7 separate regions of the Mus musculus genome follow, and all the other regions are linked to region 1. Evidence: chromatin loops called from intact Hi-C (ENCODE). Cell type or tissue: left cerebral cortex. All regions are shown on one strand. Each heading gives the region's core, and the rest is flanking DNA. Links, peaks and the distances in the headings are about the cores only. Region 1 holds the start of Camk2d (calcium/calmodulin-dependent protein kinase II, delta). Region 2 overlaps Camk2d (calcium/calmodulin-dependent protein kinase II, delta). Region 3 has its middle 110 kb from the start of Gm25501. Region 4 has its middle 61 kb from the start of Camk2d. Region 5 overlaps Camk2d (calcium/calmodulin-dependent protein kinase II, delta). Region 6 holds the start of Gm15551 (predicted gene 15551). Region 7 has its middle 50 kb from the start of Gm40145.

Evidence for each region. Peaks named below come from ENCODE experiments on the same cell type or tissue, not always from the same donor. Only the 100,000 strongest peaks of a DNase experiment are listed, where the experiment ranks them.
Region 2: a loop joins it to region 1, with 7 times the contacts of the local background. A loop is called at or near these places in 35 of 42 quality-filtered maps.
Region 3: it touches region 1 in a loop (1.9-fold over the local background); 13 of 42 quality-filtered maps call a loop at or near these places.
Region 4: a loop joins it to region 1, with 2.2 times the contacts of the local background. A loop is called at or near these places in 2 of 42 quality-filtered maps.
Region 5: it touches region 1 in a loop (3-fold over the local background); 16 of 42 quality-filtered maps call a loop at or near these places.
Region 6: it touches region 1 in a loop (4-fold over the local background); 8 of 42 quality-filtered maps call a loop at or near these places.
Region 7: a loop joins it to region 1, with 2.3 times the contacts of the local background. A loop is called at or near these places in 3 of 42 quality-filtered maps.

Annotation. Positions count from the first base shown.
Region 1 is chr3:126,594,336-126,598,773 of GRCm38, forward strand. It overlaps Camk2d (calcium/calmodulin-dependent protein kinase II, delta), which reads left to right and starts at 2,616. Exons shown (of 21, transcript NM_001346635.1): 1 at 2,616-3,169. The coding sequence starts at 3,105. In left cerebral cortex, for the core only: a CTCF peak has its summit at 2,566; DNase peaks (open chromatin) are centred at 1,457, 1,942, 2,563, 3,020 and 2 more places; H3K4me3 peaks cover 2,715 bases; H3K27ac peaks cover 2,794 bases.
Region 2 is chr3:126,769,538-126,773,975 of GRCm38, forward strand. Camk2d (calcium/calmodulin-dependent protein kinase II, delta) reads left to right here. Exons shown (of 21, transcript NM_001346635.1): 6 at 1,248-1,320. Among named protein-coding and RNA genes, the nearest start is that of Gm15551, 100 kb to the left of the region's middle. In left cerebral cortex, for the core only: a CTCF peak has its summit at 2,232; a DNase peak (open chromatin) is centred at 2,224.
Region 3 is chr3:126,897,960-126,902,397 of GRCm38, forward strand. No RefSeq gene overlaps it. Among named protein-coding and RNA genes, the nearest start is that of Gm25501, 110 kb to the right of the region's middle. In left cerebral cortex, for the core only: no CTCF peak of the experiment used is centred there; a DNase peak (open chromatin) is centred at 2,337.
Region 4 is chr3:126,533,593-126,538,030 of GRCm38, forward strand. No RefSeq gene overlaps it. Among named protein-coding and RNA genes, the nearest start is that of Camk2d, 61 kb to the right of the region's middle. In left cerebral cortex, for the core only: no CTCF peak of the experiment used is centred there; a DNase peak (open chromatin) is centred at 2,311.
Region 5 is chr3:126,693,279-126,697,716 of GRCm38, forward strand. All of the region lies in intron 3 of Camk2d (calcium/calmodulin-dependent protein kinase II, delta), which reads left to right. Among named protein-coding and RNA genes, the nearest start is that of Gm15551, 27 kb to the left of the region's middle. In left cerebral cortex, for the core only: no CTCF peak of the experiment used is centred there; a DNase peak (open chromatin) is centred at 2,382; H3K4me3 peaks cover 312 bases; H3K27ac peaks cover 340 bases.
Region 6 is chr3:126,665,451-126,669,888 of GRCm38, forward strand. The region is part of intron 2 of Camk2d (calcium/calmodulin-dependent protein kinase II, delta); the gene reads left to right. Gm15551 (predicted gene 15551) reads right to left here and starts at 3,493. Exons shown (of 2, transcript NR_166466.1): 1 at 3,395-3,493; 2 at 1,879-2,213. In left cerebral cortex, for the core only: a CTCF peak has its summit at 3,568; DNase peaks (open chromatin) are centred at 2,207, 2,940 and 3,415; H3K27ac peaks cover 200 bases.
Region 7 is chr3:125,846,965-125,851,402 of GRCm38, forward strand. No RefSeq gene overlaps it. Among named protein-coding and RNA genes, the nearest start is that of Gm40145, 50 kb to the right of the region's middle. In left cerebral cortex, for the core only: a CTCF peak has its summit at 2,387 (motif pointing right); a DNase peak (open chromatin) is centred at 2,388.

The DNA of each region.
Region 1 (4,438 bases), core at 203-4,202:
ATTATAATTAAGGCTGGAGAGATGGTTCAACCATTAAAGGCTAGTCTCACAACCAAAAATAATCAATCTGATTATTATCTTAAGGAAGCCCTAACTTTAGGAATAATTGTGAATTCTTTAAATAAAAGAAACATTTTAATGAGAATACAATATAGATCAAACAACAGAGCATGTGTAGATTAAACATTATTTGTACAAAGTTCTTGTCTACAAATACTAACTTGATAATGATACATCAAAAGCAGTTACTTTTTTATTATACTTAAAATTATTCTAACCATTTACAGTTACCATTATTTTAAACAACTGAGTTAAATACTGTAATTATGTAGACTTCACTGCATTGGTATTTAAGAAACAATTTTCTTCCTAGTTGTAAAAAATTTATTATGCTCATTTTTAAAATTTTATTTTTGTTTTCACTTTTGGATTTGGAAAAGAATATTAAGTTATGCCATTATAACCGAGAGCCATATATTTAAGCTACATATTAAAAATGTTTAGTTAAGGCCAAATTATATCTTCCTTTCAATTTTTGGCTTGGTTATTAATACTTAAACACTACTATTTCTCCTTTTAACTTTTTAGTTTCATCTTCCTTTCTTTGTCACTACATTTATACCAAGTAATCCTTATCTTTTATTGCCAGGATTTAAGATCCAAGCTCATTTCAGTTTTGTTATTAAAAATGTTCAAATTTAGCCAGGCATGGTATTTCACACCTTTAGTCACAGGCTGGGGAGGCAGAGGCAGGTGGATCTCTCAGTTTGAGGCTCAGCCTGGTTTGCATAGTGAGTTCCATGCCATTTAAGAGAGACACACTGAGACTATTCCAATCAAATAAAAATGTTCAAATTTAAGGACATAAAAAACAAAATTTGCTTTTAAAAACAAAAAGGAATCAAAGCTATATAAAAACCACAGAGGAACTTCAATAAGCTTCCAAGGGTGTCCCACAATGACAACTGAACAGCAGAGGCCCCCAGGTAGGAACAATACAAGACAAAGCGGGACGTGTGCTGATCCCACGTGCTTGGCAACGTCAAAAATCAGCACTAGGAATCTAGTGCGTGGGCAGAATATCAAATGATGTAAGTAAAATTGAAGGGAAAATTATAGTAAAACAGGCCAGTAAATGACATTTTCATGGGCAAAACAATGCAGACATTGAATGATGACTAAATTCAAAAAGTATTTTCTTGTGTTGAGTGGGAGAGGGCTATTAGAAGTATGAGTAATATTTGCAAAATCTATAACAAAAAAAAGCATTTAAAAATTATATGGCCGTCTGAGTACTTCAGTTCAAAGGCCACTCAGCATTCTTTAGAACAGGGAATAAAAGAACCTGCAAAGTAGTAACTTATAGCCGCCCTAAAAGCATGTACAGGCTCCCTAACTGAAAGTTATCTATCATCTTCCCACTGTGAAATTTTAAGTGCACGATGTGATTCTAAGCACGAGCACATAAGCAATAGAAATGCAGGATTTTATGGTTTCCTGCTGTAGAACAAAAAGCAACAGTCTGAAGAAAATTTTTTAAAAGTTCATGATGCGTCTCTATTTTCCGTAGGCCTCTAAATCTGCAATTGCCTCGTTTATTAAAGACTCAGAAGTGAAAAGAAGGCTCAGAAATGATCTTAGCCACCACTTACACCTTAACCCATCTTACATGCTAATTTTTTTTCTCCATGCTAATTTTTAAGCAACAGTGTCAGATATGCTTAACTGTACACACGTTCTTGAACTCTTAAATGGTTTTCCAGATAGCCACTGAGGGAGTACACTCCTGTGCCCCTACTTGGCCTGCTCTTTGAGAATGCAGGTAAAGAACTCCCACCCTCCCTCTCCCTTCTCCCTCGGCAACGCGAAACAGGCTAGGCACGCTCACGTGACGCTAATGACGTCAGCCCCCTCTGGGTCGCGTGACCCACAGCCAACCTTCCTACCGCCCCACCCCCTCGCCACTGGCGTGGGACATCTCGCGAGAAGCCTTCTTACTATCAGAACTTGCTGAGGTTACAGGGGAGTTACTCTGGAGAGGAAGGAAGGTGTGGCAGAGTGGTGCACTTTTGGGTTTCATTATGTTAGAGTTTATGATCAAGCAAATGCTTATGGGGATCGCCCTAGTCGGGAAAAGGGGAGAGAAGGGCGAAGACGTGACAGTAAAAACTGAAGCGAAACGTGGTGCCCTGACCATCTTTGCCCCTAGCTAAGGGACAGCCGGGCGCAGCAGAGGTGGCCAAGGCTGGCAGCCCCAGGCAGTAGCTGCGAGCCGGGGGACGTTGGACCCGGGTCTGGGAGCAGTAAACGCGAACCGCGCCCAGATGCAAGGGTTGCTTCCCTCTCTCGGCTTCCCCGGCCTCGCGGCCATCCCGCCCGGGTAGAGGCATCCGGGTTGTGGGAGCTTCGAGTGGTCTCTCATCTTTCCGCCCTTCGTGGGTCACTGCGACATCTCAGTCCCGTCCCCTTAAGCGCGCTCCCTGCTGCTCCGCGCATCTCCCTTCGGTCTCCCTAGACGGCTGCGGGAGAGCAGCCCGAAGGGACGCGGCTGGAGTCGCTAGAGGGAGGTGTGGGGCCGCCGAGGAGGGGGCTTCGCTGGGCGGGGAGAGGAGGGAGGAGGCGCCGGGGAGGAGCCGCGGCTGCCAGCTTCGCCCGAGCCGAGCGAGCGCACTCTGTCGCCCCGCGGGTTCCCAGCCTTGCGGCCCCGTGGAGAGGAGGGAGCGCGGGCCACCAGCGCCTCCTCTGCCCGCTGGAACGACCGGCTGGGTGTTCACTCGGCCGCTGCCGCCCGCCACTCCGGGCGCTGCGTTGAGCTCTCCGTGCGGCCTCGGTGACCGCGGCAACCCCTCCTGACACCTCTCCCCCGCCCCTTCGGGAGCCCTCGGCCCGGCCACCGCGGCGGGAGGAGGAGAGGACAAGGGATCGCGGAGCGGGCTGGTCTGGCCACCTCGCCCCGCGCGCCCCGCCCCTGCGCGCACTCCCTCGCCGGCGAGCTACTTTCGGACACGGAAAGTGAGGGCGGCCCCGGGTGACAGCGCGGCGGCGCCAGTCCCGGGAAGCCAGGTCTGTTCGCGTGTCGCCCGTCGCACTGTCCAGACCCCGCCATGGCTTCGACCACCACCTGCACCCGGTTCACCGACGAGTATCAGCTCTTTGAGGAGCTCGGAAAGTAAGCGTCCCTGCCTGGCATCTCCTCCTCCCCACGACCCCTCGTCTCCCTCGTGGGGATAGAGAGCCTGCGGGCCGAGGCGGGGAGACGGACCCTGGCTTGGTGCGGGTGGGGCACACAGGGAAGGAAACCTTTGCCCTACTGTGGCGGGTGCTCCGAATTCCCAGCCCATCTTCTCGGGTCCTCCACCTCTCCACGGGGGACTTAGTGAATTTATGATCTCTGCAGTTGTAGCTGTCATCCTGAGAAGTGTGCGCGCACGCGAGTGCGAATGTGTGTGTATGTGTGTTCGGAGAGGAAAGGAGATGCATGTAAAATGCAACATTTATCACATTTTTGGTAAATAGATGTCTCTTGCTCAGCCCGCGCTGTATCTGCGATCTGACCCAGGTTCGGATGAGCTAACGAGAGAACACTCGCTCTCTGAGATGGTGCCATATTTATCGATGCCGAAAGTTCAACTTGGCTTGGTGGAGAGTCTGGTTCGGCATCCAAGTAGTTGTTCCGTTCAGGAAAAGGGCCACCCAACAGAACCCACGTCCCTGCCATGTATCCGCTATCCTTCTTTGCACTAAGATGAGTCGCTCACCATCATTCTAGGATTTAGGTGTACATCGTCTCTGAGAGGATTTATTTATCCAGGCAGAGGAAAGCCCTAGAGCCCGAGAGAGCGTTTCCCCAGGGTAGCCTAGCTTGTGTAAAACGACCTCCTCCACTGAAGTGGCAGGACTTCCTTGAGATGTTAAGGAGGGACAGGGTACCTACTGAAGATCTGCACAGGGGCAACTAGAGACTCAGTCAGGAGGGAGTGTTGGTTTACCGAGCATCAAACCCCAAACCTATCGCTAATTTCCACTATCAGGGAAGGGATGCATTTGTGTGTGTGTGTGTGTGTGTGCTGTAGGTTTCCTTACAGTTGCATAAAAGGAAGTGTGAGCACTTTTAAATCAAATGAAAATGATATCTTTATAGATGATCTGCTGTTGAAACATGGAGTATGTCGGAAGAGCAGCTTAATTTAAATCTCTCCCCTCCCCCCAAGCCCAAACCAGGCAGAGAGAAATCACCTTACCCCAGAACCTGTTAAAGCACACCAGTGAGCTCGAGATTTATGTTTTAATGAAAACAATCGCCATATTTACTTAGTTGGAACCACGTTAATTATGTTTCCTACCGAAATAAACAGTTTTTTTTTTTTTTTCTTCTGTTCCCCAGCTCGGTCCTTTGCAGGGTTTGCTATGAGCATTTGGTGTTTTGTGAGTGTGAATT
Region 2 (4,438 bases), core at 155-4,154, 180 kb after region 1:
ATTACAAAACAGTGTGGCATTCACATTGAGATAAGAGAACCACACAGTTAAAAATAATGAGGAGTGACTAAATAAACTATGCAGTCGATGCATTTCAGTGAGGCAGCTTTAGGTGGCCATATCAACCAATTTGGAGCCAAAAAATCACAGTTGTCATGGGCATTTTTGATATTTGTATTGTTAAGAATGGGACAGTGATTGCTTTTATGCAGTTCAGTAATTTGCTGTAGAATGTCATCCAAGTGGCTGATAATGTTATCAGGTTTCCACTTTTCCTTGATTCAGAGGACACCCTTTAGTTTGTACTTGGGTTTGAACTGCACAGTCAATGTGTACAAAGACGTGTCAGTGTGGTGTGTTCTGCGTTATTGTGTGTCAGGTGACAGCTTATTGGGGACTTGGGGCTGCCAGGCAAAAGATTTACTCTAATCTGATTAGCAGCTGACGAAATTAGTAAGCGTCTAGTAAGAGTAGCATCCTTGGTGCCTTTTAACATGGCAATAAGTAAAGGGTCCTTCTCTAGAGTGGGTGGGTGGAAATAGAGTTCACAGTTACCAGTTCCCCAGAGGATCTTAAACTTCTTTGTAAGCTCCTCTGCCCCTCCCCAGAGTCTTCTTACAGTAAGCAGTTTATTTTATGTCATGGGTCAACTTTGTTCCCCCGTCTCCTCTTGGAGCTTGCATTCATTTTCTTATCCCTGTGTCGTACAGGAAGCACCCCTTCTAAATCACTGGTACGTGTGTCCTTCCTCTTTTTTTGAAATCCCTGTTTCACTTACCACTTCGTCTGTGTCTACCCTCTCGTTTCAACCCGTTTGCTTGTGACCTCAGATCTCAAACAGTTTGGATTGTGTATGACAAGCACATGGAAATTGGGCATCTCTAGATAATCTTTCCAGACCATTTTGGGAACTAAAGCATCCAATTTCCTTTCAGAATATGAACCTCAATTTCTCTCACCTCTGCTTTTATCTGTAGACCAACAAGAGGAAGCACAGCTTAAATTGTTTTGTCTGACTATGTCACAAATTCTATGTTGGATGTCATTTTAGTAAAAATCAGATTTAGCTTTATTCAACGTTATTTAAATGCTGGTGTAAAGCTAAGAAAAGTGTGAATAAATATAATTTTGTTTGTTTGTTTTGTTTTGTTTTGTTGGAACCTTCATTTTATTTATTTTTTTTAATCCAATGTGATTATGTGCCTTTAAAATGTTCTCCCTCCCATTCTGCCCTTGTATCTTTGCAGTCATTGTATACAACAGATTCTAGAGAGTGTAAATCATTGTCACCTAAATGGCATAGTTCACAGGGACCTGAAGGTCAGTATATGGAGTCCATAAATCTGAATCAAAGAAGTTTCTTTGGTTTTATTCTTCTGGGGAAAGGGCAGAGGTCGGGGGGCTGCATTTCAAATGGTGTTCAAAATGCCTTTCCCAACTCTATCTTGAAATGAATAATGAATGACAATGCATGCTGCCTTTTCAGTTTGCTCATCTACAGGCTACATATACATCATAGCAGGAAGGGAAGAACAACATCAATACGGCACGCCGTTTCCAAGCAGTAAATTACCAGAGGCGATTAGAGGGCAGGCTTTCCTGAATTGTCCAGCATTGGCCTGGAATGAACTTGGTCTGTGATGTATGTCCGCCTGTAGATTTAAACACCACTTCTGTTCTGAGGCCATGGGTTGCTGAAGCAGGACGACTGGCTACACATTGCTCACCTGAGCCTGACAAACCCCAGGCAAAGGGTAATGATTGCCAGCTAGACTGCATGCAGCTCAAGAAGTCCATGATTGTCAAAAATTCATGACGCGTCCTCACTTAAATCCAATGGTGCCTTGTGTGCTATTGGGACTTTTAGAACCATACTTGAAAAATGGGAAAGAATTGGCAAAGATTTTATGTGGATAAAGTGATAGCATACCACAACTACAGAGATAACATTTGTGTTCCTGTTCGTTTTCTGGAAGAATTTATAACCAGGAAATGAGCTCTAGAACAAAATGATATTGTCCACATAGATTCTCATCATGGCTCTTGGCTGGTCATATCCTCACTGTTCCGAGGTAGTAGTCATTCTCCTTGAGCAATGTGTTTCTATTACTGAAGGAGGTCAACCACAACACAAGTTGTCTGCTAGCTTTGCTCTCTAACCCGGTCTCTCTGAGGGTATACAGACAGTGAGTGTAAGCTTGGGAACTAACACACGCCCCCTGGTGTTTGCATGCAGTCATTGCATTCAGCAGATCCTGGAGGCTGTGCTACACTGCCATCAGATGGGCGTAGTCCATCGGGACCTAAAGGTGAGTAAAGCTGTTGGAGAAGATGAAGAAAGAGCCACACAGTTTCTAATGACTGTTCAGCTGCAGTTATGCCCGGAAAGGCAAACACTCAAGCAATATGTGGACTCGTTCCATACATGAATCCAAGTGCTTCCTCTACCACAGCCTCCATTCAGCTCCTAACATATCCTTGAAACTGATAAATTCCTGTCTTTCAGAAAGGAATAGTTTGCTAACGTTAACAATAAGTAACGTGCTTTATTTCCATACCCCAGGGAATGGGCATGGAATTTAACTTGACTTTAAGATTTATGATTTTCAGTACACTTTGATCATACATGATATTTTACATTTATACTATATATCTAACATTATATAAATAATCTTAAAAAGTATTAACACAGCTTAGGTTCAGTGATTAAGTGCCATTTTGAGCCCTGAACTCTTTTCCCTCCTATTAATTCTTAGAATTCTAGGACTGTAGGCTTATTGATTCTTTTATTTGAATTTCTACAAATAAAAATACTGAGGTCTCTTAAAAATAAGGAAGGAAAGAGATTGTATCAGAGCAAGCATATCAATCACAGGTCTATATTTTTTCAGAGGGACCCCACTAGCTTGTAAGAGTTTATGTGATTCCCATTACCACTGAGAACAAGAAAACTTTAGGTCATTTGGAATGAGACGGGCTAGGGAAGTCTTCCACTAATTTTCTATTCCAGTCTGCTCATAACTTTAGGCTTACCTTTGATATTTTTGAGAAACAGTGAAATTTACAATGGTAAATGAAATAAAACCATCAGGTGCGGTGAGAGAAGCTGATGTACTACACAGTATATTGTAGTTTCGGTCCTTTGTTTGCAACCCCAGCGTGCCCATCAGTACAGAGACAATGTAGTGTTCAGTAGAAGGACTTGGACCCCACGCCATCTCTCTCTCTCTCTCTCTCTCTCTCTCTCTCTCTCTCTCACACACACACACACACACACACACACACACACTCACTTCTGGGACTGTAGTAAGTGGCGAATCTGTACTTATTACTTATTATTCAATGAAAATATGCATCAAAATTATTATGTGAAGTTATGATTTTTACCAGAACTTTGACCTTCCCCCCCCCCAGAATCTTATTTAATTTCAGTTGATTTTGAGGATTTGAGTTGTATCAAGCAAAGCTCTGGCTGAGGGTGTTCGCTTTGGGTGAGTCAGCATAGGATATCACACTTTCTAACGCTTACCACATATACCTATTAGGATAGAGAAAAACTATGTGTGCCTTTGAAAAGTTCTATCCTGGCCAACCAGGTCAAAAACTCATTAGTGGCCATGCGAGCGAGCAGTCAGAGGCCCTTTGTGTTACCCACTGGACCTCTTACCCATCCGGTGGGCTGGCGTGGATATGCTTACTATTCATGCTGTTTTATCAGATTCTCTTAACACCCACATGGAACATTTTACTGCATTGATGTGACCATATGTGTATTCTGAAGCCAGACATAAAAAGTGAGAAACTTCTTCCCTTAATTTTATGGCGAACGTTATGGGTTCGGAACACGGGTTTGCTGTTACGTGTATAAACTTAGCTAAGCCCTTCAAAAACTGGACGTTGAAAGTCAAAAATGACAGTGGCCTGGACCATTGCCTGTAAAGGAAGCAGTTTTCTGACATAAGATACTATTACTATTCTTAGTAATAAAAAAATCCAAGCAAAGTTCACTACCAAAGGAAATGGTGTGCCACGTACCCTGGTTTCTCCTCCTATCTCTCTGATCTTCAGAAAGGATGGAGATGGACTTCTGAGAGCACTTACTGTAATCTCTGTAACTGCCGACCTAGTTTTACCAAATTGATGACTTGGACAGACTCTACAGAGTCTGCTTCTCTGCTTGTCAGTAGACCACTTCCTAATCGTACTAACAGACTTTACAGTAGAGTTTACAGCTTATACAATGAAGGCACTGTATGTGTGTATATATGTGTTAGACCCCTGACTTCTGACTTCATTGTGTGCCTTTTTTTTTAACCAAATGAATACATTCTACACGATAGTGAACTGCTGGAAGTTCCACATTTATCAATGTACTCAAATATAAAGACCTTCATCACCAGGCTTCAAAGCAAGCTTCCCTCACAGTTCCTACACCCTC
Region 3 (4,438 bases), core at 138-4,137, 300 kb after region 1:
CCATGCCTGACCTCAAGCTGTACTACAAAGCAGTTGTGATAAAAACTGCATGGTACTGGTACAGCGACAGACAGGTAGACCAATGGAATAGAATTGAAGATCTAGAAGTAAACCCACACACCTATGGTCACTTGATCTTTGACAAGGGAGCTAAAACCATCCAGTGGAAAAAAAGACAGCATTTTCAACAAATGGTGCTGGCACAACCGGCAGTTATCATGTAGAAGAATGCGAATTGATCCATTCTTATCTCCTTGTACAAAGATCAAGTCTAAGTGGATCGAGGAACTCCACATAAAACCAGAGACACTGAAACTTTAGAGGAGAAAGTGGGGAAAAGCCTCAAAGACATGGGCACAGGGGAAAAATTCCTGAACAGAACAGCAATTGCTTGTGCTGTAAGATCAAGAATGGACAAATGGGACCTCATAAAATTGCAAAGCTTCTGTAGGGCAAATGATACTGTCAATAAGACAAAAAGGCCACCAACAGATTGGGAAAGTTCTTTACCAATCCTAAATCGGATAGGGGACTATTATCCAATATATCCAAAAAAAAAAAAAAAAAAAACACCTCAACAAGGTGGATTCCAGAAAATCAAATAACCCCATTAAAAAACAGGGTACAGAGCTAAACAAAGAATTCTCAGCTGGGGAATACTGAACGGATGAGAAGCACCTGAAAAAATGTTCAACATCCTTAATCATCAGGGAAATGCAAACCAAAACAACCCTGAGATTCAACCTCACATCAGTCAGAATGGCTAAGATCAAAATTTCAAGTGACAGCAGATGCTGGTGAGGATGTGGTGAAAGAGGAACACTCCTCCATTGCTGGTGGGATTGCAAGCTGGTACAACCACTCTGGAAATTAGTCTGGTGGGTCCTCAGAAAATTGGACATAGTACTACTGGAAGATCAACAATACCTCTCCTGGGCATATACTCAGAAAATTTTCCAACTTGTAATAAGGATACATGCTCCTCTATGTTCATAGCAGCCTTGTTTATAATAGACAGAAGCTGGAAAGAGCCCAGATGTCCCTCAACACAGGAATGGATACAGGAAATGTAGTACATTTATACAATGGAGAACTACTCAGCTATTAAAAAATGATACCTGTTGCAAAATACATGAGACTCAAGAAGAAGGAAGACCAAAGTTTGGATACTTTGGATACTTCATTTCCCCTTAGAATGGGGAACAAAATACCCATGGAAGGGGTTACAGAGACAAAGTTTAGAGCTGAGATGGAAGGATGGACCATTCAGAGACTTCCCCACCCGGGGATCCATCCCATAAATACCCACCAAACCGAGACATTATTGCATATGCCAGAACGATTTTGCTGACAGGACCCTGATATAGCTCTCTCTTGTGAAGCTATGCCAGTGCCTGGCAAACACAGAAGTGAGGATGTCACTATTGGATGGAACACAGGGCCCCCAATGGAGGAGCTAGAGAAAGTACCCAAGGAGTTGGGGGGATCTGCAACCCTATAGGTGGAACAACAATATGAACTAACCAGTACCCTCAGAGCTCATGTCTCTAGCTGCATATGTAGCAGAAGATGGCCTAGTTGGCCATCAATGGGAGGAGAGGCCCTTGGTCTTGTCAAGATTATGTGCCCCAGTACACAGGAATGCCAGGGCCAGGAAGCTGGAGTGGGTTGGTTGGGAGCAGGGCTTGGGAGGTTATAGAGAACTTTCAGGATAGCACTTAAAATATAAATAAAGAAAATATCTAATAAAAATTGTTTTTTTTAAATATATATCGATTTAAACTAAGCACATTTTAGAAATTGTGAAAGAAGTGTTCGTTTCAATAAACCACTAGAAAACAAGTGAAAAAAAGAAACAAACAAACAAAAACAAAACCACAATAGTAAGCATCACCAAGAGACTCAACTCCCTATGAAAGAATATCTAGATGAAGGTTGGCACTGAGCAAGTACGGGTGAAAACAATAAGAATGAACACAGGAGCAAGACCACCATACCCTACACCTCTTAAATGCAACCAAGTCACCAAGATCGATGGGGTGAAAGAAAGAGCAGAGATAAATTTAAGAGGCAAGGCAAGCCTGTCCATTGAGCTTACAGTGGAAGATTTTTCCAAACCTTGAGCATAGGGTGCACAACAAATGCATGGCACTTGCCAGAAAAACTTCTCAATGATACTACAATCATGAGGGCAAAAACACAAAGCCAGAGAAGCAGCAGCTGGAGTTGTAAGGGAAGAAGGCCCACTCATCTACAAAGGCAAACACTGCAGATTGACATCACACCTCGAGTCAGCAATACTAAAACCCAGGAAAGCATGCAATGATACACTCCAAGCTCTAAATGGATTTCAGTCTGTCTGCCTGTCAAGACAAGATGGCTATATCCAGCACAGCTATCTGAAAACAGATGGAGAGATATACCAGCACAAAAGAAGGCAGTTGATGGTCATGAAGACAGCACTGAGAGGAAGCTTAAGGAGATGCTGTGAGAGGAGGAGGAAAGAGAGCCTCAGCACCTGATCACAGGAGGAGTAAGGAAAGAATAAACAGCATGAGAAAATACACAAATAAAGGAAAGCTAGGAGCCAATAAAATCCAGCTCATTAAGCTAACTGGAGAGGAGGTAGCTCATTAAGCTAACTGGAGAGAAAGAAAAAGGACAACCATCCAACCAACTATGCAAACAATCAACAAAATTAGAGAAACTGGCAATCCCTCAGACATAGTTTAAGTGAAAATGACCTCAGTTTGGTTCACCAATAGCGAGATAAAGACTGGCTTAAAAAACTAGACTCACGGGGGGGGGGGGGGGGGAACTAGACTCACTTATCTGTTGCCTCTAAGAAACTCACTCATTGGCAAACACACCCACACACTGAGAGTCAAAGGAAGGACACAATCTATGAAGTGAGTTGAAGCTGTTAAACAACAACAACAAAGCCAAACAATTGATGTAGTTATTCTGATAGGTGGCAAAACAGATGGCAAATTGAAAGTTGTTGAAGAAAGAAGGCCACTATGTGTTAATCAAAGGAACAGTTCATCACACAGATATAACAATTATATATGTGTATTGCTGAATTCTGGGGCACCCACTTCATAAAATAAAGATTAACGGACAGAAAAAGGTCTGATATGTCCTGGTAACAAAAAAAGTGTGTAGTGGTAAACAGTTAATCTGCCTTGAGCTCCCAGCGGGTCAAATGTGCTTCTAGCCACGCTCCAGAGCTCTGGGTTTGTGAATGACAGTCACATACATGCAGTGATATTTTTAATACGCTTTGTTGGCTCAGTGGCTGGGCACTTTCTGAAACTCCCAGTGACTAACACACACTCCACTCTGGAAATTCTTGGTTAACATTTTCTAAATCTATATTTTATCTTTGCTATCCCAGACCCAGTCAGGGGAGTAGTTCCTGTGGTCATTTACTTTGATTCTTACGTGTGGACAGGACCTTAAGTTTAATCTCTCTGCTTTCCCATCACGGTGATTCTCTTTGGTCTTCTACCCACTCAGTCCCTTGCCAGAGCAATCTAAAAGTCCCACCTCCATCTCCCTGTCCAGCTATACTGTAATTCTTTATTAACAATCAAAGCCAGCTGGGAGCAGGTGCCTTCAGAGTCTGGAAGCCCGAGTTTTGGAGCTGAATTGAGATGAAGCATTAGAACCAGTCCCCAACAAAAGTGTGTGACTTCAGGATCTACTCATTCTTAAACTCATCCTATAAATGAAAAGTTAATAAAGAGACTCTTGAGTTATACTACAGGTCAAGTGGATCTAGTCAGTGTATACAAAATATTCCATTCTACCAACAGATTCGGAATACACGTTCTTCTCGGCAGCCCATCTAACCTTTTCAAATTCGGCTCACATTCTAGGCCCAAAGCTAGCCTTAAGGAACACAAAGAGATTGAAAGAATTATTGCTATCTTATCTGATCATCGTAAGCTAAAACTAAAAATCCAAAACTATGTAAACTACACAAATGACTGAGATTAAATAAAAAGCATTCTTGGATAACTAGAGGGTCATTAAAGAAATACAGTTTTAGAATCAAATGAAAATTAGGACACAATTTACTGTAACCATAGGACACAACTAAAGCATCCCCAAGAAGAAAGTTTACATCTCTGATCGTAGAAACTAAACTATCAGACTTCAGGATCTACTCATTCCAAGGCAATCCAATCATACAACTTGAATTCTTAGAAAGACAAGAGCAACCCAAACTCATAGCGAGAAATAAAGATCAGGGCATAAGTTAATGAAATGATGATTAAAACACATATGAAGAGTCAGTCCATGAGCTGTCCTACCAACATTAAATCAGATAATAAATAAGCACAGGTCAGTAGTTACACTGTTGCTTCTTCAGTATGGAGAGAGGTATGCACCCAGAACAACTTGCCTGTGAACTGCAATGAGGTATGAGGAA
Region 4 (4,438 bases), core at 227-4,226, 61 kb before region 1:
CTGTCTCTGACTACATTGCCAGCCTTGGATCCCCTTCCCTTAACTGGGCTGCCTAAATAGAAGAACACGCACCTAGCCTTATTGCAACTTCATTATGCCGAAGCTGGTTGATAACCACGGGAGGTTGCCCCCTTTTCTGAGGAGAAGGGGAGCAAGGGTAGATGGGTGTGGTGAGGTGAGAGGGAAGGTCTGGGAGGAAAGGAGAGAAGGTAAACTTCAATCAGGATGTGAAGCAAATAAATAACTTAATACAAAAGAAATCAGCATTGTGAGTGGGAGAAAGGAAGTCTAATGGGCTGCATCTCTAGTCCTACGTGGGTATTTTACAGTTATCACCACCCATTAGCATCTGGAGGATTGTTTTCTTCCACTGAGATGACAGCTCCAGGAAGAAAAAAATAAAATAAAATTAAATAAACCTCCTGCCTAGATGAATAGACAATTCAGCAGTTAATCCAGGGAATGGTTGAGGACATTTTTAACCTGTTATGGTTTAATTTCTGGTTAGTTCTAATCACCAGTCTTACAGTTCTAATTGCTTTGAGCAGCTCTCCTGTACAGGCACAAACACTTGACCTCCAACTTCTATCTTCTCTCTCCAGCATGTCTAAGCACCTTTCAGCAATGTGTCAGCAGCCAGGGCCTCGTTGCTCTCTCTTCCTTCGGGATGGCAACTTTAATTAGGAAGCCTCACCACCTCCCTTCCTCTACTCTGTGCTCAGTAATATTTTACTTGCAATTATCCCAAGCCTCCTACTGATTACCTCACAGAGTGAGCAGACCTTCTCTGACTGGAGTTTTGGTCCCCCCCCCCCCACACACTTTGTTTTTCCTGGCAGATACAGTCTTGCCTTATAATATGTAACACCTACAGTAATTGCTGCTGCTTCAAAAACTCTGTGAGCTCCTTTCTGAACGCTACTGAGCCACACAGAAAGAGAGTTCGCAATATAGAGATATTACTTTGTTTGTATCCCAGCATTCTCAGAGGGAGAAAAGTGCAAAGCCTTTCACCCTGGTGTCTCATTAATTCTGACAGTATCCCTAGAGGCAGAGAGATGACGAGAACCATTATTCTTGTTACTGCGGAGAAAACACTGAAGAACCCGGAGAGGTTAGCTATCTTGTTGAAGGTGACACACAGTTATTTAGAGCCCAGAGGGGATTTTTTTTTTTAATGCACACAAACTTCAGATTTCTGACTCTTAAACAGTTTATCCTTCCTCAGCTCAGCCTTGTGTCTTTTGGCTACGGCCGTTTCACAGTTACTTATTACACACAGGTGACTGTCATTTAATGGAGGGCAAACCCCAGGGGAAAAAAATATCAGGTAACTCCAATCAACATATACATGCTTATATTTACCAATAAGAAGGGTCAAATGTCTAAGCAAGTATTCAGGCATCCAAGTACAAAAGGCAAGTGAAATTCCATGAGAGAAAAAGCTTCGTGTGTTTTGTAATTCACTGCACAGTGCACATAGCTGAGTTTCAGTTCATTCTTGTTCTATGAAAACTGTGAACGTATGGATATGCACAAAGATGGCTGCTGGGAGTATAGGCTTGTGAGTTAAGTCTAGGATTCAGCTAAGACTATCCTGGTAAGGTTGGCTGGCTCTCCAAGATACAGACTTCAGAACTGGTCTGCTGTCTCCTTTCAAATTTCCAACCACAACATTACGTCTTGTCCCCAATAACAACAGCTTCTTTCACTACAGTAGCCTTTCTAGTCTCATTCCTGCCCAGAATTCACAGTGACACCTTCTTATCTTGACTTAAGGACAAAAATCTACAGGGGAGGGGGGGAGTCATGGCCTTACATCTAGTCATGTCCTTCATAGATAACACCATAATCTACAAACATCCTCTATTAATTTGCTTTTCCTTGTTATTGTCTCTCTTTCTGTCTTGGTCCCTGCCCCAACCCTAATAGCATGTGAAAATTACAGGGTTCCAAACACACTCAGTGAGTCAATGTGGCAAGACACCAGACTCCTCCCATGGCTGCTTTGTCTGGAGTGATTTCAGAAACATGAGACTAAAATCTGAATTTCTGAATTTACAACAGAAACCTTCTACTTGTGGCAATCAATTCAATCAATAGCTTTCTACATTGTCATTATGAATAAAAAAATAAATAAAACCCAGCCTTTATGGTGCCTTTTCCATAAGCTTATGTAAGTATAAAATGATATGCTACACAAGATCTTTAGCAGTTGGAAGGCAAAATGCTAATGTTATTTATAGCACAGCCCTTAATAGTAGTACTGACATTTATGGTAAAGACTATGCCTGTCTGTTTACCTGAAGTCACTGCTGAAACTGTCCTGAGCTGATAGTACTGGAACCTGTGCAATTTCCATAGAAAAAAAAATATCATCTCTCCAGGCATTTTTTTTAGAAGACACGTGGTCTATAAAAATCAAGGGATTTTTCCTTGCTTTCCTGGCAAAGCTTCTTTCCACAGGCTGTCACTGGTGCAGGGGACTGATGCTCACTTACCTTGGTTGTTACCATTTTCCACAGAGCTCTTCTTTTCACCTATGCTCATTCCTACCTCCTTCAGATCACAATTTCTTCCTGTAAACATTTTTCTTCCTTGGCACTTTATTGGACTTCCCATGGGCCTCTGTTCCTTAGCAGGATGTATGTGGAAGGAGTCTGAGGGATGAATGGACAAAGGAAGGTAAGTAGGCTTGTGGGTTGGGAGTTTGGGGGGGAAATGGGACAGCAGGAAAACAGAGGGTTCATTGTTGTTATTATTCCTGGGTTGTTTTTCCCCAAGGAAGAGACAGAGGGGATAAGTCAGTAGCAAACAGGGAAACGGGAAACTGATAGCAACTAGAAAAATCTATGAGCCACAGTAAGTCCTCACTTCCAGTCCCTTCCAGTCTGTTCCTTCTCACTTTTCCTTAACAGGCCTATGCTGACACTTTTGTTTTGTTTTAGTGGCATGGACATGAAAAGTAAAGTGAGCGCCATTCACTCTGAAACTCTGAAAGAAGAGGATAGTGCCCACTCTGGTTTCTGACAAATCGTGAAGAAGCACTAAATTCAAAAAGACCATTTTACCTAGATCTTATATAGACAACAAAATATAACTGAATGTTAATGGCCTGCCAAGACCTACACCAAGGGCTTTACAAATATCACAGCCTCATTTAGTTCTGTAACAACTCTATTCATATGCCTGTTATACCATTTTATAGGTTAGAACACTGATGTCCAGAGAGGCTAAATAATTTGCATAAGGTTTCACAGCTAGTAAATAACAGACTGACTTCTAACACCATGTTCTTAATAACTACACTTATTCCTCTGCACACTGAGATGAGCTTAAGGGGCACAATGTTTACATATAATCCAGGAATTTACTAAATAAATATTCTCTTTTTAATCATGTGATGCACACACAGAAAGACAAAAGGAAAGGGCTATAAAGATGGAGGGGTGGTTAAGAGCACTTGCTGGTCTTGTTGGAGGCCTTACGCTCAGTTTCTAACACTCACATAGCAGACTAACACTAACTGTAACTCCTATTCCAGGGCATCTGACAGCTTCTTCTGTTTTCTGTGTATACAAAACATGTATGTGGTGCTCTCATACATACAAAGACACATACATGCATGCATACAAACACACAAGGCACCCACATATATAAATGCTGCTGTCTACTCCAGTATTCGTAGTCCATCAGAACTTCCCAACCAGCTGGGCGGTGGTGGCACACGCCTTTAATCCCAGCACTTGGGAGGCAGAGGCAGAGGCAGGTGAATTTCAGAGTTCGAGGCCAGCCTGGTCTACAAAGTGAGTCCCAGGACAGCCAGGGCTATACAGAGAAACCCTGTCTCTGAAAATATGAAGAAGAAGAAGAAGAAGAAGAAGAAGAAGAAGAACTCCAACCTTTTTAAATTGTGATTCTATGTCATTTTCTCTTTCTACAAAGTCCATGCTCTAGACCATGTGACAAGGAAAAGAATTCTCAGAGTTGTTTAAGTAAGTTGTGTTAGGCTGCATTAGAAGGTTTCCTGAGCTGGACGGAGCTCTATCTAAGGGTTAGCCAAGCCTGGAAGTGATTATTCTCAGCATCAGGGACACTAATGAATAAATCCCTCTAGCTGTATGGGCATACTTTACCACCATCTTCCAATCATCCTGCCTTTTGTAGATAGGATTCATAAACACACAGACTAATTTGAACTGCATATACAGTGAGAAGGGTCTCAGCTAAGTAAGTAGCCTAACTCCCTATTCCTTATACTCCTTGTATGTAACTAGAAATAATACCATTGAAATCCTATGGAAATTAAATTTCTGTTTCCTTAGAATTTACTGTTTTTCTCACAGAAAACAACTTATACAGATCATCTTTGTAGTTATGATTTGCTACTACTGTCAATAAAGTCGTAACACACAGATATCCATAACCAAGAATTCAG
Region 5 (4,438 bases), core at 322-4,321, 99 kb after region 1:
TATAGTTTGTTTTTTTTTCCCCTCCCCAGACTGCCCTTGAACTTAGGTCTCCAGATTGTTAGGATTATAGACCATGCCGCTCTGCTCGGATGAACATTTCTTAAACACTTAGCACTTAATAGACTGTCGTGTTATTCAAAGCAAAAACCTGCTCTCCAGATGAAATCACAAAACCAGTCACTGACGAAAGAGAGTTGGCTGCCTCTCACTGTTGTTATGACTGGCTTGCCCTGCTGCATGTGATTCCTTTAAAGGACTTTGGGAGTCTGCTGGGAAGTGAGGGTTGTTCGGTTTTCCCAGGAAGCACACTTAACAATAGTCAAAAGCTTTGGTGGCTGGGCTTTCTTTCTAGTTTCACTTTCTTAATGATCATTGCTCAAAAGCAGGCATACCATTTCCTGGAGGAAGGCGAGAGCGATGGCATTCTAGCAGAATTATTGATAGACACTGAAAGCCAAATTTAATTTTTTATATGTCATAAAACATTATCCTTCAGGGGATGGAGAGATGGCTCAGCCGTGAAGAGCCCTTACTGTTCTTGCAGAGAACTGGGCACACAATGACCTGTAACTCCAGTTCCAGGAGATCTAACACCTTCTCCTGGCTCCTTGGGCACTTACATGCATGTGGAACATATAAACTTTTGAAACCATATACACATATTTATAAAAAGAAATAAATCTTTAGAAATATTATTTTTTATTAATTTCATGCAATTAAAAAAAAAAAGAGAGAGAGAAACCATTGCCAGGCTATGGCTCTACAAACATAGATGGTAGAGTGAGTTTGGTTAATCTGAGCTTCATTGTCTAGAAGACTTTCCTGCGTGGGTTACTGGGTTCTGGGCTATGGATTGAATTCTTGAGTCTCTCTTGACTCAGGAAAACAGCTTTGTATCTCCTGGCCACCTCATGTATTCTGAGAAGCTAAGCTGTTGACTCCATGGGTAATTTGAAATTCTCCCTATGCTGCAAGACGAGTCCAGTTTGTACATTAGTTCTGCTCCCGTTTCTACTAGGTCTATTGTGGCCTGAAAGGCTTTTCCTTAGTTGCTCAGGTTTATTTGTCTTCTAGTGGCTTTGCTCTCAGCTGTGCTCCCAGTTGCCCGGGCACTAGATTTTCTGTCCCAGGTTTACCGTAGATGTCTGTTTCCAGTCTCTTTATGTCTCAGTTACCACCTCCTGGTCACCTGTGGCTTTGGAATTTTGTGTGTAACCTTAGCTAAACCACTCCAGGCTTTCCTCTATTCTTGTTTTCGTTGTAGTTTGTAAGACAGGGTCTCACTTCTCACTCTGTGGCCCTAACTGGCCTGAAACTCGCTCTGTGGTTCAGGCTGATTTGGAACTTAAAGGGATCGGTTACGTCTCCATGTGTGGGGATTAAATGTTTATGCCACCATGCCCAGCATAATTCTTTTTTTGTATAAGTTGGCTATTTGTTTCAGAGGATTGTGGAATTTATATATATATACAATATCACTAAAATAATTTTGACTCTACCTTTTTCTCATATTTTAAGTTTCTGGCCTGTGCATCACTAAGGCCAACTTCGTCATCCTTTGAAAGACTCACTTCCATCTCGGCCTAGAAACCAAGAAGACGCATTTACTTATTTATGTATCTTCCTGTTTCTTTTGATTGTGTTGTTGATGTCTTGTTTTCTTTTTGGCTCTCTCCTTTCCCACCTTTCCCCAAATCCCTGGAGTTCCCCAGTTGTCCCTCTAATGGAACTGATTTAGAATAGCCCTCATTGAGTGATTGCCTCTTTATATAACAGAAACCCATTATGACAGCAGTGGACATGAGCCAGAGTGAAATACCCTGGCATAATAAAAGCTTTTGCTTGTAGAGTAGAGAAGAAAATATATCCATCTTCATCTGCAAATTTCTTATAAGGCAATTCCTATTATCCTTTGAACCTTTTTTTTTTTTAAATTATGAAGCTGACTTTAATCAGTTTAAAAACTCATTGCAGTTTACCAGGATGTTCAGTATAGTTGCAGAGAGAGGGAGTGAGAATAAAGAGATAGAGAAGGAGAGAGAGAGACAGGGAGAGAGACACAGAGAGAGAGACAGAGAGACAGAGAGGCAGACAGCTCTGAATATGTCCACTCTTACCAGGCATAAAGATTACCCTAATAAAAGAAATAAGCCAATCACATCAAGGCCCAGAACCAGATGATGGTCAGTGGAAGAGAGGCTGCTGGGGTCACTGCAGAGCATGAGAGTCTCTGACTCACACGCATTCGCTGGCTTAGGCATCGATCGCAACAGTGAGCTGCCAGAAAAGGAACAGTTCTTGCTTTGTGCTGCAGAGTTCCCTGGCCTAAGAGCCTGTCACCGCTCCAGTCCCTTTCCTACTGCTAGTGATTGATACTGCTGTCTCAGCTCAGGCTGGAAATGGACTGCTGAGGCTCTGGGCAATTCATTCTGTACGCTGGCAGGCTGGACTCCTGGGCATCCACGCATGGCTTCACAAACAGCTCTGTGGATGACCTGGATCCGTGACAGCTCCTCTGACCCTGTTCTTTTGTCCTCTGCCCTTATTGGACTTTAATGCCTTGTTTGCCGCGTATGCTCCAGGACACAGGAATCCCTTCCTGTTGAAATGTCACATATTTTACTACTAATTGGGACGATTATAAACTGAGGAACCACGGTATAACTGATCTTTCTGTAATGTTTTCTCTTTTTCTGGATGTTCATAGTTCTTTGATTGCTTCACTCCTCATCCTTGAGTTGTGCAGCATAGAGAGACCCCCCCCTCCATTTCTTCATGAGAAACCTGTCTAAAGTAATTTATAGTTTTGTTGAGGTGTTTTCATTTCCTTGTCCTTAATTTTAAAGTGTAGCATATCACTTTTATTTCATGGGTATATTGTAGCCCAAGTCTAGTATTTATTTTGCAAACCAAAAAATTTAACAATCACTGTGAAAGCCTCATGGTTTATCACAGGGCAGATGGTGTAATAATTTTAATAAGTGGCAATAACTTTATTGTATTTATTTTATAGCAGTATTCTAATTATTAGATATTTTGATAGTATTTTATTTTTATAAATATCTGTTTCATAATTACACAGAGTACCAAACTTCCAGTTCTTTATTCTGTTTGGAAGAAGAAAGCTTTAAGAAAAATAGGTAGATTTTTTTTAGATAGTAATAACCTGAAACGTATTGATTCTGAACATTTCATATAATTATCTTATATTTCATATAATTATCTTATTACTTTCCAGACTACTCTATGTCTCAGGAAACCAAATCTCCATTTTTTAAAACTCAGTTCACTGTCAGTAACTGATCCTGTGCCTATATAAATCGGGACTCTGTGAGTCTCAGAGATGTTAATTAAATTTGGTTGAGCTTGCTTAGTTTACAGAGGGTGGAACCAAGATTCAAATACGTTTGTTTGACTCCGAAGTTCACATTTTGATCTGACTTCCTCATCTGCACAAGGCCCCCAGGGCTCTGTGTAACAGCATTACTTTTCATTTGCATAAAATACTGAAGTTGGGTGCCAGCTGTGTCAGGAGCATCAGCCCTGTGAGGGAAGCTTGGACTGTTCACAGGAACCTGTAAAAGAAGTGCCCGCACTAGGTATGTGCGTCAGCTGTGAAATATTTTCTAGAGTCTTGACTATCTCCAAGGACCAGAAGAAGCAACAGTATCGCCCCTAAGTCAAAACTATGTCGGTAGCTGCTACCAGGTGATGATCATGGCTACAGTAGACAGACTGCTAGCTGAGTGTTGGACAGGACTCTCTGATTCCATAGGGTATCAAGGCCTTTCCTGTCTCGAATGTCTGTCTTCAGCTCAGGCCCCCATTGTTGTTGAGTGAAAGTACTCTGAGTGACTCCATCCCCTCCTGGGTAGTACCAAGTCCACTGGGGCCTTCTTGGTTCTAGTCTTCCTCAGTCCCTCTAGACTTGAAAAGTGAGTTACCTCTTGGGGCTTTTGTACAATACTTGGGTTTTCAAGCTTGCACCTCTGTCTCAACTTTCTTGTTTCTAGTCTCCTTCCTCTGTGTCCAAGGGCATCTTATGAACATTCTGGCTTTCCTTGCTCCACTCTTCTCTTTGACATTTACCTCTAGACGTATTCCTTGTTGCCTACTAGAATATTCATATGGAATTGTATCAATACCTTCTTCATTATACTATACTGAAAACTGTATGGATTTGAACCCCTACCCAAACCTGCTCCTGGGGTTGTGTTAGCCTGTGAGGCTTCTGCCTTGCCTTAGAGATGTACCTAGACTGAAGACTCCCCAGTGTTCTCCTGTTCACCTTTTCTTTTTCTTTTTTTTTCTTTTTCTTTCTTTTTTTTGTTTGTTTTTTGTTTGTTTGTTTGTTTGTTTTGAGACAGGGTTTCTCTATATAGCCCTGGCTGTCCTGGAACTCACTCTGTAGACCAGGCTGGCCTCGAACTCAGAAATC
Region 6 (4,438 bases), core at 236-4,235, 71 kb after region 1:
GCTAAATAAACAATTTAAAAGTACACCTGGCTTAGGAAATGCCCTTGGAGTAAATGTACTTTAAGAATCACAAAACCGAGTGTTGGATCCCACAATCGGAAAGGGTCTTGAGTTCTCTGGTGTCTTTAAGAGGAACAGATATAGACTTTGGAGTTCAGTTGGTATCCTATAGTACTGTGATTTCATGTTGTGCACCCGAGGAAGCAGATGATTACAGAGCTTTTAGTAGATGGACCATGCTTCCATGACGGCTGAAGAACACCCGGATCCCCCTACCTCCATCTCATGCAGTCCTGCTGTGTGGCTCGGCTAGCCTCCTGATCTGCTCCTGCATAGAACCTCTCCTCACTGAAGGCTTTGCTTGAGCATAGTTCCTGGGGATTTATAATGGCAACTCAGATACATGGGATAGCCTGATTTTTCAGTTGGCCAGAACTAGAAAACTGTAGATGGTTCTTATTTGGCTTGTGACTGTAGCCTTTAAAGCCAATCTTGTCATGACAGTTATCCTTGAGAGTAGCTATTATGGTACAGCTAAATTTCAAAGAAAAAAAAATGGCTTTTGCTGTTGTTTGAGATAAGATCTTAGTATGCAACTCAGGCTGGCCTCAAACTCACCATCTTCCTGCCTCCACCTCCCAAGTGCCAGGTGACACTGCTGTGACATGTCCTCTGGGTTACACATGCTCTGCTGCCACGGGGAGCCATTTTCCCATGTATGTGAGGCTATTTTTATTTTGACTGATTTGTCTTTTTAATCCAAAGGATATAATTGAGATTGTTGTATTTTTAAATTGTTTTTTAAAAGAATTTCATATTTGTCTGTTGTACCCACCAGTTCTTCTCTTTCTGATCTGTCTCTTTCTCTTCCCCATTCCCTCTCAAATTCATGACCTCTTTATTCTTTAATTACCATTGTTACATGTATATGTGATATACTGGTATTGAATAACCAGCTATAAGCTAGGTCCCTGGAGAGCACTAAGCTTCCTCCGAGCCTCCTTTATGTAGAGGTGGGACATTGGAAGATTTCCTCCATTTACATTGGCATGTCAGCTGATAGTTATTGTTCAGATCTTGGTTAGAAGGTGTGTGTCTAAGAATGTGTATTTTATCTTTGTCAGTGAGCACTGAATTTTCTAGAAACCATTTAGTTCTTTCTCAGGTAAATGTTCGTGTGTTCTTTTTCATGGCTTGAGATTCTTATCAGATGGCCTTGTATTGTGAGACACTCATGGCAGCTTTTAGACCAACAGGCCAGACTATGTTCTGGTGTCTGTGGCTCCTCAAGAAGGAGGTTGTTCAAGCTCTCTCTCGAGCGACCTATACTTTTCACTTAAATTTTCTTGTTTTTACACCCCTTTCCTTATTTTTGAATCCATTTAATCAATACTTAATCAATACTTATTGTATACAATAATATTGCATTTCGTGTATTTGTATATGTACATAATTACGTTTATTAAATAATTTAAACTTGAAATTAAGCATGGAGAAGGATGTAGGGAAGGGGACAGTGGAGGAGTAGACTTCTTTTGCCAGGTTTTCTAACCTTTTTACATTGCAACACAGTGTTGCCATCTATCTGCAAAGCTCATACCCCAGGACCCTGAAATTGCATATGCACATTCGCACATGCATGTGCACACACATACACACACACACAAACACATGCACACACACCATGTATACACACATACACACCACACCATGTATATACTACAAAAAACACACACCACCCACACCGTACCCACAGCAGACACATGGGCACCACATGCACACACACCATATGTAGATAACACTCACTCGCGCGCACACACACACACACACACACACACACACACGCGCGCGCGCACACAGAGCAAAACAACCACAATGTTTTATGTAATTGGTTTAATGGTTTAATCGTTTATGGTTTAACATTGAGCTGAATTTACAAATTTGCCCCTACCCTTGGGGTACATGGGGTTGGCCAGCAATTTGGAAAGTGAGCAGTTGGTGGTCAGAGCCTGGGGATTTTAACTTCCTGGTTCTGGAGGGGAAACAGGAGTGATGACTGAGATTAGAGCAGGAATATAGATCACTGGAGACAGGGAGGTCAAGAGGCTGAGAGGCTGAGAGAGCGAGAGAGCGTGGGCCAGTTCTGTGTTCTTGTGGAAGTAGCACGGCGTTGGAAGGCTCTCAGGGAGTGCAATGCTGGTTGCATGCCAGGCCTGTAACAAATAAAGTAGACTGAGCAGTGAGCAGTGGGGGATGGAGACACTCTGTGTGCCAAATAAGCAGCCTACAAGCCCCAGATGGCCTGCACAGCACAACCCCTGGATTCTTGGTGATTCCTCCATTTCTCAGCATCCTTCGACCATTATCTTGATCGATCAAACTCTGAAAGGCAGGGGCCGCCCAATCTTAGTTGGATATTCCAAGATGACAGGAATCGTATCTTTTTCATCTTCTTTACTAGGGCATGTTTTGCTGCCTGCCTAAGCAGTAGACACTGATGGCGAAGTGATAAATTATGAAGGAACTAGGCAGTGCGGTGGTTATTTTTTAAGAGAATATGACACTGTTTTTATTTTTACTCAAGTAAACAAAATTTCGTAAACTTTCCTGGAATTTAATTTCTGCCACTGCAGGGCTCTTCCCCCATGCTTTATTAACATAGGAATTTCTTGAGATTTCTTTCTAAAACCATCCCTTTAGTCAGAATAATTAATTTTGATTCCACTCCATTCCCCCCTCCCCCAGTGATGCAGACATTTCACAGAGCCAATTAGGTTCTGTAGATGAAGCTGCCCTTTGTGCACAGAAAGGAGCTGTCTGACTCCAAGCCCAGTACAAGTTCATCTGCCTTTTAATTGTTCACTGCCAGCCTGCAGTCTCTCAGTACCAAGAAATGGTCAAGAGGGATTGAGACAGTTTATAAACACAAGCGAAAGGCCCAGGCAGTGTGCCATGTGTGTGCATAGAGAAACTCTGGCAGGACCTGCCACGAAGCTGTCAGCCGTGGTCTATTTAGATAGTCAAGTTTTAGGAGAATTTTCCTTTTCATTTAGTTGAAGTGCAGTGATATGTTCTATGAAAATGCCCATTTAAGAGGTGAACATCTCAAAGTAATAACAGGGGAGGTTTAAATCAGGGTGGGGACAAAAGTCAAGAACTGAGCTTTGAAGAGAGGAAAAGGGGCTTGCCTTGGAGGAGGAAAAGGGCTTGCCTTGGGGGAGACGGGCAGGCTGCAGGACCTAGGCTGCAGGTAAGGGCTGTTCCTCAGGAGGCTTATATAGGGTGTACCACAGCCCTTTGCTAAGAAACATGCCTTTTGTCCTTGCAATTGCTGGAAGCAAGGCTCCATCACAACAGAGGCTCCTGGCCTGTTCGCCTCCAGACGGAAGCCTACCTTAGGTTCACGCCTGTTACTGTAAAGGAGTCATCAGGCTTTTCTCACAGCAGGCGTTGCACGGGTGCATCTTCTCAGCGTCCCTCTTCTCTGCAGCACAGCTTCCCACAGTCTTGTACTTTAAATAAACGCCTGCCCTGCCGGGAGAAGGGAGGAACTCCAGGACCATTCTGTCCAGGGCGGTGCCCTCTGAGGAGTTCATTCCCCACGCTTATATAACTGGAAGTGAGCAGTGGGTCCCTGATTGCAAAATAATACAAACACCCGTTGGTTGGTTGCCTCCGAATGCATGATTTTGCTGCCCTGTACCAGATAAGCACTTAATTTTTACCCGCCAGGGTTTTTTGCTAAAACGGAGGTGGTTGCACTTGAATATCTCGTCTCAGTAGGAATTTTGATGTTTAAGTGATTGCATTAGCCTTTCTTTATTGTACAAGTAGGAAATAGAAGCACTCATCGAGTGCTAAGAATATATAATAAAGATAGACACATTTTTTTTTTGGAAGTATGGTCTTAAGTAGCCATAGGAAGTAATAGGTCAGTACGCCATTTGCATAAGCGTATGTCTTCTTTCTCTGCTTTGATTTATCCTCGTGCCTCATCTCCTTCCCCATTCCCCCTGCCTCTCCATCTATTACATGAGCCTGTATCTTTCCTTAAAATCTATTTTTTTCATGCATGCATGAAAAAGGATTTTACCTTACAATTTCCAAACAACTCATAGGGTGTGATCTAGAGAATGCCAAATGTCATTTTGTGTTCTGCTGTGGCTTTCTTTCATTTTCTGGGATTATGACCAAGCCTGGACCTTACAGGGTTTCGCCTCGGTTCCCTTCTCTCATCATCGAATTTTTAGGGATTTGGTCACAATTTTGACCCATTTAAGAGTTGATTAGATATGTATCTAATGAAATAGTAGAGACTTCAATTTCCTTGCATTAACATGGGAAATAAGTGCAGTCTGAGAAAATGGTGATTTCATTTTCCTTTAAAGGGCATTCTCTCTCTCTCTCTCTCTCTCTCTCTCTCTGTGTGTGTATGTGT
Region 7 (4,438 bases), core at 161-4,160, 750 kb before region 1:
TCAGGGCCATAGCAGTTGTTCCTCCTAATGGCTGGAATGTGTGTGTCCTTAAGCAGCACAGAGTTATCCTGTGGAAGAGCATCTCTGAAACAGTCTCGGCTCCATTACAGTGAAAAGGGTGGGTTGACTAGGTAGAAGAAGGAAAAAAATCTCTCCAGATTTGCAAACTGATTTGATGATGAGTTACTTTGGGTTTTGCTCCTGAGCCAGAGTCTTTCTGCTAAATTAATGGAATGCTGAAGCCTCAATAATACAAAACAAACAAACAAACAACAATAACAACAAAAATGCAGAAACTTAACTCTTCGTAGAATAATCAGTGTCTTGAAAGGGTGAGGCCAGATTTCGAGAAGTTCCTGCAAGATCAACATACTTAGAAGGTAATTGTAATAAAAGCTTTGAAAGAGAAAAATGTAAAAGACAGACACTTAGACTTGATGTTAGAAGATCTAAGTGTCGTTTAGTGTATTGGAGAACAAAAATGTAGACAAAGTTATACAGCCACTTACCCCATTAATAAATGTCATCAATATTCAAAGTCTGTGACAATCTCAGTAGGAAGAAAATCCTGAACAAGAGACATACATGCTGGTCTTAAACAGAAAAATTCTGTAAGACGAAGAAAGTAACCACATAAGAGTGAAAGTTGCCATTGCATAAATCCAGACTTTTAAAGGATTACTTAAAATACAAATGAAAATTGGCATGCATAGGAGCTTAGTAAAGACTTTGGAATAAATGGAATTTACCCTAAATTTTTGATCTTGCATTTCAAAATATTGTCTGCTCACAAAGTGAGAGGATTGAGTTGGGTGGAGCCAGGCTGACTCCCTGACAGGCTGCAAGCTGGCAGTTTGGGAGACTAGGCCTAAGTTTCTCAAATCTGGAAAAGTCCAAAACAAGTCAATTCTAGGGAAAAACAAAACAAACAAACAAACAAACAACCACCCCTCACGGACAGCCAACCAGGAGCTGAACAAGCTGCCTCCCCAGCCCACCTGAGCCAAGTGTAGTTCATCAGCAGAGGTCCTCCAAATCTCCCAGAGCCTTAACCCATCACAAAGATATATCCCTTGGGGATGGAGTCAACCAATCACAGGAAAGGAGGTGAAAGGCACTTATTCCTCGCCTAACAAGGCTTTACATTGACCTGGCAAAGTCCACACCTCTATTCTCCATCTTGATTTACAGTGGAATAAACACGCTTTGCTGTTGCATACTATTTGAGTGTGGGGTATCATTCTTCACAAACCATGGATCCTTACAAAACTATGATTGCTGCAGTGGAGTTTATCCAGTACAAAGAAAATATTTTTATCTCAAGAGGGTACAGCATTTAGATCATCACATACCCTTGGTTGCCTGTCGGTGTGCAGGAAAAACTCAACAAAGCAAAGTGGAAATTAAACATTGAATTTAATCAACACAGCCACATGCATGTAGACAAATGACACTATGAAATATTGTGTTTGTACTTAAACACCTAAAGTGATTAAATTAACTGGATAATTATTAAAAACCCAGCTCAACTTGTAATGTCCACATAACTTTTACACCCAGCTGTCACCTCCCTCAACCCCTGCCAGCTTCTTGATAGATTTTTATTCCAAAGAGTAAATAGGAGAGTCATAGAAAAATAAAATAGATTGGCCTTTATACAGTCAGAATAGCTTTCTGAAAATAAATTTGAGATTAAACAATGTTTGAAAACCACTCCTGATTTCTGTTAGCATATGCACCTTTGAAGACAGGCTCTGGCAGTCTCCAGCATAGTCTTTTCTTGACTAAAAGGTGTTCATAGTACTAAATGAATAAATTTGCTAAAAATATAGATAATTTTGGTTTTTTGCAGGATGCTAATGTTCAAAGATTTTATCTTATTTTATTTTCTGGTCAAGTAGTTTTATGTTAAACATACCTTAAATGGGGAATAAAACCAAGATAGTTTCCTGCCATTAATTGTATGGAAATGGTTTGTTGGTAATTTCAAATAAGAAAATGTGGGTACTGGCACATTTGTGTAAGTTGGGAAATATTATTCAGGGGGATTCAACAAAATCAAGTTGGCTTGAAAGAGCACGGCAGAACCAAGCTTATTCTTAGATTTTTATATCTAGACTTGAAGCATAGTCATACAACTTAAGCATCAGGATAAAAAGAGTTTTAAAGAACAAGTTATTTAAAACTTCTCCTAAAAAGTTTCTCACAATAAACTGTCAACACGCTTTGTAAATGCTGCTTTTTCTCTTTTTCTATTATCAATTTATTCTTAACCACTTTGGAGGTATTTTGATGAAGCACATAGATTATTAAATTTCCTTGTTAGGGCCTGCACTTCCCAAAGCTTTGGAAAATGTGTGTAACTAAATCTGTGCTTGACCACTAGATGTCACCAAAGGATTGTTCACTGAAACAGGCAAGCGGTGCCTGTCAGAAAAACCATTTCCTCTATTTTTCAATGTAATCGAGAAGCAACAGTCGTAGCATAATATTCTTAATAATGCCCGCCTCCTTGGTGTCTCACTATTATGCTTTTATGTGCAACATTCTTTTTTGAAACAGTCTTTAAATAATAAAAAATGATTCAAATACTATAGAGAAGTCATTATCATTTGAGATATAGGTGACAAATGCTATAGCCTTCAGAATTATATATATATATATATACTATATAATATATAGTATATAATGAATAATATATTATATATAATATATATACACACACATATATATGTGTGTGTATATATATATAACTTCTTTCACCTACAAGGCAGTTCAGCTGGGCCTGGTCACATCGTAATGAGTATCACTACAAGTTGCAAGAAGCAGAAGTCTAATTTTACATTTAATTGATTTAAAATATGAAGGCATAAAGTTTAAAATAATAATGGTATAATTTACAGCATAAAGTTCTGTGGTGGAATTTCTTTAAGAGGAAATTCCGTGCAACATGCACGAATAATTTTTTTTTGAAAAATTCAGTGAGTCTCCCTCTTTGATTAGTATGATTATGAGGAAATTCACCTGAACAGACAAACTTTCAAGTGAAGAAATCAGAGAAGGGACATTGATGATAAAATTAAAATAATGAATGTGTTCTCTTCGGTGTAGATTTTAATCTTCATAATGTACTGTCTCATATTTCAGTTATTAAATATTTTCTTGTAGTGTGCTATATGGTGTCTGTTCTCAAGGTGGTTTTTTTGTTTTTGTTTTTGTTTTTTTATCTTTTCTGGGCATGTTTGGTCTTCTCTAAATACTCACTGATCATGCTTTAATCTCTAGGACCAGAATTATTTGTCCTTATAGTTTCTCCAACTTAAAAGTAATGTTTTGGTTTTGGAAAGTATATTTTCTATAACTAGATAGAATATTTTAAGCCATATATCCAATCACAAACTCAACAGTTTCAAATAAAAGAAAGGGAGTTGTATACTTCCATATTGCCCTATTTAACGTCTAGTTAAAATTTTGATATTTCTGGTATGATGATATTGACTATAGTAATAATTTTTAGGGCCATTAATCAAAGAGGAATAGTATAACATGTTTAACCATTACATGCTTTCAGGCATAGTTTCAGACACGTAGTTGTGACTTGTATGTATTTGTTGAAGACAATGATACAAGTATAAATGATACATGGCCATTGTCTAATGGGCATTTCTATGCTCATGCCCAGTCTGATAAATGTAGAAGCCTCATGCAATATTCACAAGTATAATATGTTGGCATTTGTGTCCTAGTTTGCTGTGACAAAACCATGACCACAATCAAGTTGGAAAGAAAAGAGTTTATTTCCTCTTGCAGGTTACACTCCATCACGAAGGGAATTCAGGGAAGCAACTCAAGGTAGAGACCTGGAGGCAGGAACTGAAACGACATTCATGGAAGCATGCTGTTCACTAGCTTATGCCCTACAGCTTACTCAATTTGATTTTGCAAACAACCCAGAGTTAACTGCGCAGGGGTGATGCCATGGACCATGGGCAGGGCCCTTCCACATACAGGTCATCTTGATGGAGGAGGCATTTTCTCAATCAAGATTGACTCTCAGAAGACCCTAGCTTGTGTCATGTTCAGAAAGGGCTAAGCAGCACATAATATTTCTGTCACATTTGCAAAGAGGAAGAGATTATCATCAACAACCTATACATGGGGGAAATTGGTAATTGTAGAAACTATCATAGTAGCCTAACATAAAGACACACAGAGAGAGACCATCTTAGTATAAATAAGAAACCCTTCTCTGAAACTTTAGCATAATATTTCTTATTCCTCAAATCCCAGGGTTTTGTAGTACTCAGGTCCCCTGTGGCCAGACATAAGTTTGAAGGTTGTTCACATTAAGGAAGGCATCATATACTTAGATCCAGTGTTCTCAACAAATGGAACAAAGGATTAACATTTATTCTCATCCTCCACTGGGAATGTTCCG